Linked DNA regions of Homo sapiens: region 1 is linked to region 2. Evidence: chromatin loops called from intact Hi-C (ENCODE). Cell type or tissue: endothelial cell of umbilical vein. All regions are shown on one strand. Links, peaks and the distances in the headings refer to the core of each region. The heading gives the core; the rest is flanking DNA. Region 1 has its middle 230 kb from the start of DGKB. Region 2 overlaps DGKB (diacylglycerol kinase beta).

What was found. Peaks named below come from ENCODE experiments on the same cell type or tissue, not always from the same donor. Only the 100,000 strongest peaks of a DNase experiment are listed, where the experiment ranks them.
Region 1: it touches region 2 in a loop (11-fold over the local background); 1 of 110 quality-filtered maps calls a loop at or near these places.

What each region holds. Positions count from the first base shown.
Region 1 is chr7:15,127,940-15,133,331 of GRCh38, reverse strand. It overlaps a transcript of AGMO not described here. Among named protein-coding and RNA genes, the nearest start is that of DGKB, 230 kb to the right of the region's middle. In endothelial cell of umbilical vein, for the core only: no CTCF peak of the experiment used is centred there; a DNase peak (open chromatin) is centred at 2,451; H3K27ac peaks cover 2,376 bases.
Region 2 is chr7:14,745,777-14,751,168 of GRCh38, reverse strand. All of the region lies in intron 4 of DGKB (diacylglycerol kinase beta), which reads left to right. Among named protein-coding and RNA genes, the nearest start is that of DGKB, 150 kb to the left of the region's middle. In endothelial cell of umbilical vein, for the core only: no CTCF peak of the experiment used is centred there; DNase peaks (open chromatin) are centred at 2,458 and 3,218; H3K27ac peaks cover 1,504 bases.

The sequences.
Region 1 (5,392 bases), core at 117-5,116, 380 kb before region 2:
CATTTTGTCTTTACCTGAGTAGCTGGATATTGCTACAGACACTTACACAAAAGGAACAGTTACTGTCCTGAAGTTATGCCTGCAATTCCTAAATAGGTTATTGCACTGCTTGTCAATCATTTCCTAGCATACTCTTTCCCACTCTCATACAGGATTATGTCACATTTATTCTTCCCTCCTCAAACCTTCTCAAAAAGCTAAATAGCTAATTTGACACAGCTTTATAGATAAAATGGAGTAAGTTACAAGAAATGCTCAATTTCCCAGTAAATGTAATTGCTTACCATATCTAGACTCATATTCTTGCCCTTCTCAGTTGTTTTCATAGTGAAATGGTTCTGTCAAAGGTTGACCATTATAACCGTGCTCCCCTCTTGCATCCCTCTTGCCTTTCTGAAGACTTAGCACTTGTAATTGTGAGCTTTTTCTCCTGAATTCTTCACATGTCCCTGAATCAGATCATTCTTAACAGACAAATAAGCTGTAATAACTCCCTGTTGTAAAATGAAAACAAATAAGGGAAAAACCTTCCTTGACTTCACATTGTCTTTGTCATTTATCTATGGTTTAATTTTCCCTCCTTAAAATCTGAGTACAGTCTTCACTGCCTTGATTCACATTCTATTTTCAGCTCACCCCAGTTGATCTTCAGCCACGATCACTTTCCCAAGATTTTTAAATTGATGTCACAAGTTGCCTCCATGTTGTTAAATCCACTTTGCTTGTATCACCTTCCAGGCCATTATTTCCCTGTCACTAACAAGAGTCAACTCATTTGTTTATGCCTTATTGGAATGGAGATAAGGAGAGGGAGAAAAAGCACTGAGGTTTGTAAGTTGGAGCTGTGCTGCCCAGGAGTTAGTGTCATCCCCTCAGAGACACCTTCACTGACAATTGTACCTAAAAGGAAACTTGCAACCCTAAGTCACATCAGATTTTTCTGTTGTCCTTATAGCACTATTAGCTGATATCATTTGATTAGTATTTGTCTTCCCACACCATCAGCTTCATAAAAACTGAATCCCAACTCTGAGAGTAGTGCCTGAAATATTGAAGTATTTCATTTAAATGCTAACAATAAGTTGTTGAATGAATTCATGAATGCCTAAATAAAGTCAACACTTTTTATACTCCTCTAATATCAGCGAACACCAGAGTTGTCTTCTTGTAATTTTCATTTGATGTCCTCCAGGTAATAATTCCAGTGCTGCATGGTATCTTCTGTGTGGCTCTTCAAATCCCTTATGCACCCATCTCCACTCCTCTCTGCCTCAGAAGGCTGGCCTGTATGCATGCAGCTACAAGTGTTCTAATTCCCCGCTTTCTGATAAGATTTGGACAATTGTGAGTCCAGCAGGAGCTTGGAGGCAGACAGGAGAGTGGATTCAGAATTTTTATCACTCTAGATCCTTCTCTGTGGGGTTGCCTTGGGCTGGTTGCATTTCCTCAACTCAGGATTGCAGTTGTTCTCATGGCAGCTTGCTCTACCCAGCTGTCTCCTTTTGGCTTCCATGTGTGCCAGGAATTACTCCTACCTTGTTTGTGTGTGTGTGTGTGTGTGTGTGTGTGTGTGTTAATTTCTTTGGCTTTTTAAGCCTAAGTGTGATAACAGCTTTTCTGTTACTAGGTCTTTCTCTACATCTTATCCCTACATTTATAAATTGCCCCTTTAATGAACTAGCCTCCAACTGCCCTGTTTTGAATATATCATGTACTATTTGTGGAACACTGAAAAATGCAGGATAAAAACAAATTCTGCTAAGTAGTCAAACAATTTATGTAATCTTCATCCACAACTTGTGCCATAGTCTAGGCAGAAATGATTTCAACTTATCTTTGGGGTGTCCACGCCATTATTTCCCTGTCACTAACAAGAGTCAACTCATTTGTTTATGCCTTATTGGAATGGAGATAAGGAGAGGGAGAAAAAGCACTGAGGTTTGTAAGTTGGAGCTGTGCTGCCCAGGAGTTAATATAATTTAAACCAGTTCTGGAGTCCAAGGGATGACTAGCATTACATCCTGTTATATTTTAAGTTATGGAGCTCTAACTCCACTTTGCAAATAATTCAGCAACTTTATGCCCTTCCTAAAATACTGCTTTATTCGTCAATGATGAAAACTGTTCTACAGATCAACAAGATTCTGTATGTTGATGAAATCATTGTTTAAACCGAGACTCCTATGAGGCTATGAAAAGAACGCCTCCTTCTGATATATGTTTCCAAAGTTGCCTCCTGTTTTACATAAGTGGTTTCATGCACACACACACACACACAGAAATACAAGCAAAAATTTGAAACAGAATGATATAGCTATTGGCAATTAGAAGCTCAAAAGTTTTTGAAGCTTAATAAATTATTCTGATCTTTTAAAATTCTTTTTCATAAGCCAAGGTTCTATGTTAAAGGAAGTTAATTATTTCAAACAATAGAGCAGATGGAATGCTCAAGAAAAAAATGAAAAGCATTGCTCATGTATTACTCACTCCTGATAAATATCTTTGTATATATACATAGCACACACATAAATGCCAGACATATCACTGAGATTAAAGTGATGTCATCATTTCAACACTGTATTTTCTCACTTCTGTATTCCTTTAAGCAATATTTTAACAAACACAAAATATTCTTCACTATAAAACCAATAGCAAAGTGTATTAATTCTAACAATTATATAGCTAACATAATTTAACTATTAATATCCTAATCTGTTCCCCTATTTTCAATCGTTCCTTTCCTTGTCCACTTCTTGTGCTGTAGTATTCTTTGCCACATTTTATAGCAATTAGAGAACCTTTTTGTGAAATATCGTAATAGAACAATGTTTTAAACAATTTCCAGGGCTTATCATTTTTAGGGGGCCTGAGTGGAGAGTGAGGAGTGGAGAAAGATGTTGAAAATACGCTATTAACATTCAAGAAAATGTCTTGTTCTGGAAAATTATTTTTAGTTCTAGGAGAGAAAAAAGCAAAACAATAACAAAAATAATAAAAATAGAATTTGACTATTGTCAGAAAAAAAAAGGTGGGGTAAGTGAGAGATTAAAAGACATGACACTTTGAAACATGAAAGAAAAAAAGGAAAATAAATATTAAGAGTTCTGAAATATAATTATCATAATAATTTGAAAATCATTACTCTAAACAAAGCTGGGTGGACAGAGAGCAATTTTAAATATATTTTATGCTAACTATAATAAAATAAAACTATATTTCTAGTTTGATTCATATGCCCAATAAACTAAGATATTAAAATTGCAAAGGGGGAGGAATCGCATGTAGCACTTTGCAATTTCCTATTTCTGGAACATATGTCCTAGACCCCCAACTCTTATACAATACAGGCTTTCTAATTCTCTCTTTAAATTAAACCCTTGGGATTACTCGAGCATGGCTGATACACTTAGATAATATCAGGCATTTAATACACACTATGTGCCTTTGATTTACCTGACAAGTGACAACAAGGCTGTATTGAGTTAAGCAGGCCCTATCACTAAATGAATATTTGCAGGATCTGCCTGTGGTTATTGTCATACCAGAACAGAACTCTTGTTCAATATCCTGTTTGGGAAGCAGTCTCCACCAGATGCTTCCAAAGCAGGGCAAAACCACCCATAATGCAATTGGATGGATATGAAATTCTCTACCCCTAAGGGAAAATACTTCATCCTGGCCCCAGGTGGTGGGCCACTAATACTTTGTTTGTATTCCTAGGAGAGCTGTTGTCTTTAAAGAATATATTTTTAAGTGACTCTTTAGTAATATGGACTTTACCTTTCTAACACTGATTATTTTTCTGTGATTATAAGTCACAACAATGGGAAATACTAAATTGGTCAGAATGAGTTGCCTTTCCTTATTTTTCACACAAAAAAGATTCTTTAAATGTGATGTGAAACACATAGAATTATCTTCCTATATTTTATTCATTTCTGATTTCCTATACATGTTCTCTGAAATAATTTGGTAAACTACATGGTAGAAATAAAATGGATTTATGTGTTAACTGAGAAGCTGGATATACAACTGAACAATGGCCAGGCACTATAAGTAAAAGAGAACACTAACCTACAACCCTGTAGCAACCAGCCCTGGAAACCGAGCAACAACTTCTGCAGCAACTAATTTCAGAAGTCAAACCACACTTATGTAGCAATCATACTTTGATGATTGACTTGGTCCAAGACTTCAGCTCACCTGTCCTTTCCCCCTCTCTTACCTGCCCACAACTCAGGATCAACCAGTGAAAGCCAAACATGCTTCCCAACTAATCACATAGGATGCCCCACTTCTAGTAAGCCCACCACCACCCGCATTCAAACAGCCTCCAATTAGGAGAAACCTGAAGCCTTTCCTTTTTTCACTATAAAGCTCTTGACAACCCTGACTGCCTTTGAGTATCTGCCAAATGTGAGCGACATTGGCTGACTCCCTAGCTATAGCAAAGTGACATTGGCTGACTCCCTAGCTACAGCAAGCTCTTAATAAACAGGCTTTCCTCATGCTAATTTAAGTGCTGATTGTCTATTTCTACTACATGCTAATGTTCTTAAAGCATATTCATAAGATTTTAGATTACACTTGGTTTTAAGGTACATTTTAAACTGTTTCAAATGATTATTTCTGGGGCATAGATTAGATGTAATGGGTAACTTTCTTTTTTCTACATATGCACATACACATACAGATATATATACTTATATACTTTTACTTTATATATATTTTAGTTGAGTATCACTGATTCCAAAATTATTTATAAACAATAAGAAATAATCTTGTCTTCAATTAGAGAGCTAAGCTTTATGTAAAGAACTAAGACAAATTACGCATTCAAATGAATTATCACAAAGTCCATAGCAAGCATATAAACAACAGTTTTATAGGCACTGATAAGTGACTACTAATAAAAAAATAAATTAAAATTTGTTTTAGAAAAGTAATTCACCCAGCATATCTTCTATTGTACTGGTGACTTTGGGAAATTGAAGAGTTTGTTCAATTTCATTAAATTCATCTCTTCCTTTTCTTTCTTTCTTCTCTCCAGCTGTATGGAGATATAACCACAGCTGCTGCTTCTTTGTCTACCTGGGAAACCAAGCACGTCTATTATCACACTCGTTTGGATTGGTGCCACCTGTTTTCTCCTCTGAAGGTGTCTGCCAGAGTAGGAAGCACTAGTAACAAGAGGCAAACTTGGGTGGCACTGGCAGGGTTCAGGGCAAGAAAGGCAGGACTGATGCTCTAAACAGAGAGGAGGAAATAAACACAAAATTCAATATGAACCTTGTGGTTGTATATCCAAACTACAAGCAATGGCTCAGAACTAGGGAAATTATATGAATATGGATGGCAGGAATTGAAGGAGGGAGGGAACAAACATGTCACT
Region 2 (5,392 bases), core at 54-5,053:
TAGGGTTTATCTGTTGTTTTTACTTGTGCTTTTTCATCATTAGAAATGGCTTTTTTGGCCAGGTATGGTGGCTCACACCTGTAATCCCAGCACTTTGGGAGGCCAACGTGGGCCAGTCATTTGGGGGTCAGGAGTTTGAAACCAGCCTGCCAGCCTGGCCAACATGGTAAAATACTGACTCCACTAAAAATACAAAAATTAGCTGGGTGAGGGAGTGAGCGCCTGTAGTCTCAGATACTTGGGAGGCTGAGGCAGGAGAATCACTTGAACCCAGGAGGTGGAGGTTGCAGTGAACCGAGATCGCGCCATTGCACTCCAGCCTGGGCAACAACAGAGTGAGACTCTGTCTCAGAAAAAAAAAAAAAAAAAAAAAAAGAAATAGAAATAGCTTTTTCAAGGGAAAGAACACTGCAGGGTACTAAAGGAATATAAATCTAGACATTTTGGTAAAAAGGCTTAGAATGTCTACGAATTTTAAGTTTTATAGGTGAAAGAAATTATAAATCATATTTTTAGGTGAACAAGTTAAATTCTCTATTTAGAAAAATACCTCCAGTAGCAATGTGGGGCATGGACTTGGGTAGAAGAGAAGACTAGATATGAGTTATGGAAGCAGTCCAATCAAGTAAGAACACTAGATGACAATGGGCATCAGAATGGAGATGGAGGCGGGCAGATTTGAACACATTTCAGGTATACGACCCAAAGTAATAGGTTGTACTTTGAACATCGAAGGTTACAAAAACAGTTACAGTCAACACAACGTTTTCAAGAGTGGGAAACTGAATAATCGTACCATTACTTTTAATTGTTATACCTTATTTGTGTATATCTTTTTTTTCTCAAACGGCAGACCAATTTGACACAGCAGCAAATGCATCTAATACTGATAAACCAGTGGGAAATTACCTTATACCATGTGTTAATATTGCAAAATCTGTTTAGAAAATTATGCTTTAACTATAACATAATGTGCATTGAAGCTAGAAATATTTATGTCTTCAGTGTCAATTAGAAGCTTGTGGTGTTGGGCAATTTAAGGAACTTTTCTGAGCCTTAGTTTCTTTGTCCATAGGTTTTGTGATGACTAAATGATAGCACACATATAACATATTTAGTGCAGTTCCTAAAACATAGTAACATTTGGATAGTGTTACATAATGAGGACCTGTAAGGTAAAAGACTGTGTCATACACTTAGTGATGCAAAGTCGTGTTGGATCATATAGCCCTTCAGGAAAGAGAAGTTTTGCATGGAATCTGTCTGCTCATATGTGCATTATAAAAACCCCCTGTGGAGATTTTCTTTAAAAGTGAACATACAAGTAAGGAATAATTAAAAACTGATCTTATTAATTGAAATTATATATACAAAGGTTTCCAAGACATTTTTATTGGGTTTTATTTTTCAAGGAGAAAATGTTAGAGGATTTATGTGTGTGTTTCAGTAACACTCACTCCTGTCCTAGTGACAACACCAAAAAATGTTTGGTGTGACAAGACAGTGTCACACCAGATTAAAATAGATTTCAGCTGAAGAATAAAACAGTTAGCTATAGATCCTTGATTAAAAGACATACTGAAATCATAGTAAAAATATTCTGCTTAAACTTTTTCGAATCCATTATTTGCTTTTTGTAATTAGTAGAATGTAGTAGCATTATCTTTCGGCCATTTCCTATTTTTTACTAAAATAATATATTTCTAATTGTCTTTCTACTGAGTCTTCATAATTCTAGTCTTAGGTAAAGGTAGAGTTAATGGAGTATGTGACTCTGAAGTGCTAAAATAGTTTTCATTTGCCAAAACTAATTTAAAAATTAAAATTCAAGGTTTTCACACTTTGTACTCTTTCTCTTCAAAGGAACTATCTATATGACAGCTTTAGGGGACTATCAAGGAACTCTCTGAAATTTGAAATAATGAATAGTCAATTGCAGTGCAAGATAAGCATAAGAAATGCAATATTTAAAATATAAATTTTTCTAAGTGAATTTTAACATAAAAAATTGTATTTTGAAATCTCAGTAAGATAGCCATGCTGCATATTTAATCAATATACTTTTGCTCAGTGACCTTCATATCAATTTTTGAGTTTGATATAATTAGTTAATGATATAAATTAGAATGCGAAATAGAAATGGAACTGTAAAAAAAACTCTGATTAATTTAAATTATTATCTAGTTAATTTCATCAGAGTTCTTTGCCCAGTAAGCGCATAGTATTTTACACATATAGGTACTCAGTCAACATTGGTTGATAGATAAAGTGATTTCTTTGTGGTTTCAAACAGTTGCTTTATCTATAATAGTTGAATGATTCATTTTTGTGTTTTAGGAGTCACTTATTAATTAGTGGTGAGCTAGTTAGAAAAACATAAAAACTGATGATAGGCTATCTTTTGTCTGATACAAATAAGTGTTATAATGGTCACATGGTTCTGTTAAAATATGAGTCAGATCATGGAATTTCCTACTAAAAACTCACTCCACATTAAAGCTATAACTCTCTTTTGATGATCTAATATCCTGTATGCTCTGCCCAGTCCACACATTGCCACAGCTTGAGTCTTTGACCTTGTATTCTACTACTCTGGTCCTCCCTCACTCCTGCTCCAATTTCCTGCTCCTCCTCACTGGCTCCAGTGGAAATTTCTCTAGCACAGGGGCATCATTATACCTCAGGGCCATTGTACTAGCTGTCTTCTCTGCCTGAAATGTGCTTTCTCCAAATATGTGCAAATATGTGCCTCATCACCTTTAAATCTTTACTCAAAGAATAGCTTCTCATTTCCTGATAATTGGATTTAAAAAACTGCAAGCACATTCCCCCAAGAAATCTTTTTCTTCTTTATTTTTTTTCTATAGCATTTAATACCATTAGACATTGTAGATTGAGCACATTAATGTTGTTCTTATTCCTTTCATTAGAAGATAAGCTCCCTCATGGAAGGAATTTTGTGTGTTCTAGTAACATCTTTACCCAAACACCTAGAACAGAGCCTGGTGCAGAGTGGGTGCTCAAAGAACACTTTCTGAATATGAGAAAATCTACAACCCAAAACTACCAAAAGAAATTAAGGATAGAGTGATGACATTTATTTTCATTCACTTTGAATCTGCATGGATGAATACTAGTGTCTTCTCTTTAGTATTAACAGGGATTTAAAAACAAAGGATCCAGATGGTCAGAAATAATAATGAAAGGCATATAGAAATGTGCCTTGAATCTGTGCCAATTTGGCAGCGACATCTGAGCAGCTCCCTCAGTCAGTCTTCTTTACAAATTCTCTGTTATCTCCCTAAATAGTCTGTGGCTGTTCCTTAAGGAAAAAAATGAGAAAGCAGTTTTTAAAATTTTGAACATTTGTGTGTGTGTGTGTGTGTGTGCGTGCGCGTGGATGTGTTTGAGCCCACAGCAATTCAATTTTTGAATAGTCATTCAGTTAAGTCTGACCCAATTTGTATCATTAATGGCTTCATTGATATGCATATAAATGATCTCATTCTATTTAAAGGTCACAGTCTTCAAAAAGCAATTCTAATGCTGTTACATGACAGCAATAGAAACTCTGATGCCTAAATTTGGAAATTTTCTTGTAAGTCATGATCTAAGGAAAATGTACAGATGAAGATATCATCCATTTATCAGAAATGTCTAATAATGTGGACAACATAGAATTTTAGGAGATATTTGAAAAGATTTTACTAACAAGAGAAGAAAAGGGACGGGTTAACCAGGAAACACATTGAAGAAACATTTCTCAATGAATTGAAAACTCTGAGTTAGAAAATTAAAAAAAAAAACTATTAGCCAGGCATGGTGGCACAATCCTGTGGTCCCAGATACTGGGGAGGATGAGGTGGAAGGATTGCTTGAGTCTGGGAGATTGAGGCTGCAGTGAGCTATGATTGGGCCACAGTACTCCAATCTGAGCAACAGAGAGAGACCTTCTCTTAGGAAAAAAAAAAAAAAAAAAAGAGGTTTGTGTTTTCCCACATTGCAAGCCCTATCTAATGCCAGAAAATGTGAGATAAATTAATTTTGCTCCAAAGAACACAGTGAAGAAGTTTGAGAAACAAGCTTACATTGTCAGTAACACTTCAGCAATAAATAATGTGATGTCATCTTGTAGAAATAATTTAAGAATTGAGGAAATTTTTACTCCATTCTTATATCTGTAATAGGCTTTTATTTTTCAAAGGAAGATTTTTTTTTTAGAATTATTGCCTTATAAAAGTTGTTATTTGTCTCTGTTATCTGACACAGAAATGTTATAGCAAAGTATTTGAGACACACAAAACCTGAAGTTTTTATTCAGAAAGATGCAATGAATTTTACAGTTTTCTGTACCAATAAAAAGGCAAATTGGCTGGGCATGGTGGCTCACACCTGTAATCCCAGTATTTTGGGAGGCCGAGGCAGATGGATCACCTGAGGTTAGGAGTTCATGACCAGCCTGGCCCACATGGTGAAACCCTGTCTCTACTAAAAATACAAAAATTAGCTGGGCGTGGTTGTGAGCACCTATGATCCCAACTATTCGGGAGGCTGAGGCAGTAGAATTGCTTGAACCCAGGAGGCGGAAGTTGCAGTGAGCCAAGATCACGCCATTGCACTCCAGCATGGGGTGGGGAAGAGCAAGACTTTGTCTCAAAAAAATAAAAAAAGGAAAATTAAAGTAACTTAAAAATGTATCTAAGCTGAGGACAGTTCTTCCTTTAACCTAATCCTTTTATTTATTTTATATATTATGTGCCCAAGTGTATGCTAAGTGCTTTACATCAATTTTTATCATATTGGGACAACTCTGAATGATTGATTCCTTTTTTTTGTATATGGAGTCTCACTCTGACACCCAGGCTAGAGTGCAGTGGTGTGATCTCAGCTCACTGCAACCTCTGCCTCCAAGGTTCAAGTGATTCTCCTGTCTCAACCACCCAAGTAGCTGTGACAATAGGCACATGCCACCATGCTAATTTTTTTATTTTTAGTAGAGACGGGGTTTTGCCACATTGGCCAGGCTGGTCTTGAACTCCTGACCTCAGGTGATCTGCCTGCCTCAGCCTCCCAAAGTGCCAGGCATGAGCTAGCATGCCCAGCCTGAATGAATGATTTCATATACCACTTTATATAGAGGGAATTAAGGCTTAGAGCTGTCAGAAAATAAAACAGTATTTTGCTTGCTGAGCCAGAGAGAACTATACTTTAGAAATTTCAGAAAGTTTTCCTGCATGCTGAAAAAAGAAGAGTCAAGAAGAAATGTGTTGCTTATTAGGAGAAATGCCAGTGATGCAGGAATTTTTGCTCCTTAGTTCAGCTAAATCCAGGTTCTTGTCTCATGACCAGGAAAAATTAAGCATGCGACACATTGAAGGCTGAGGAGGGCAGA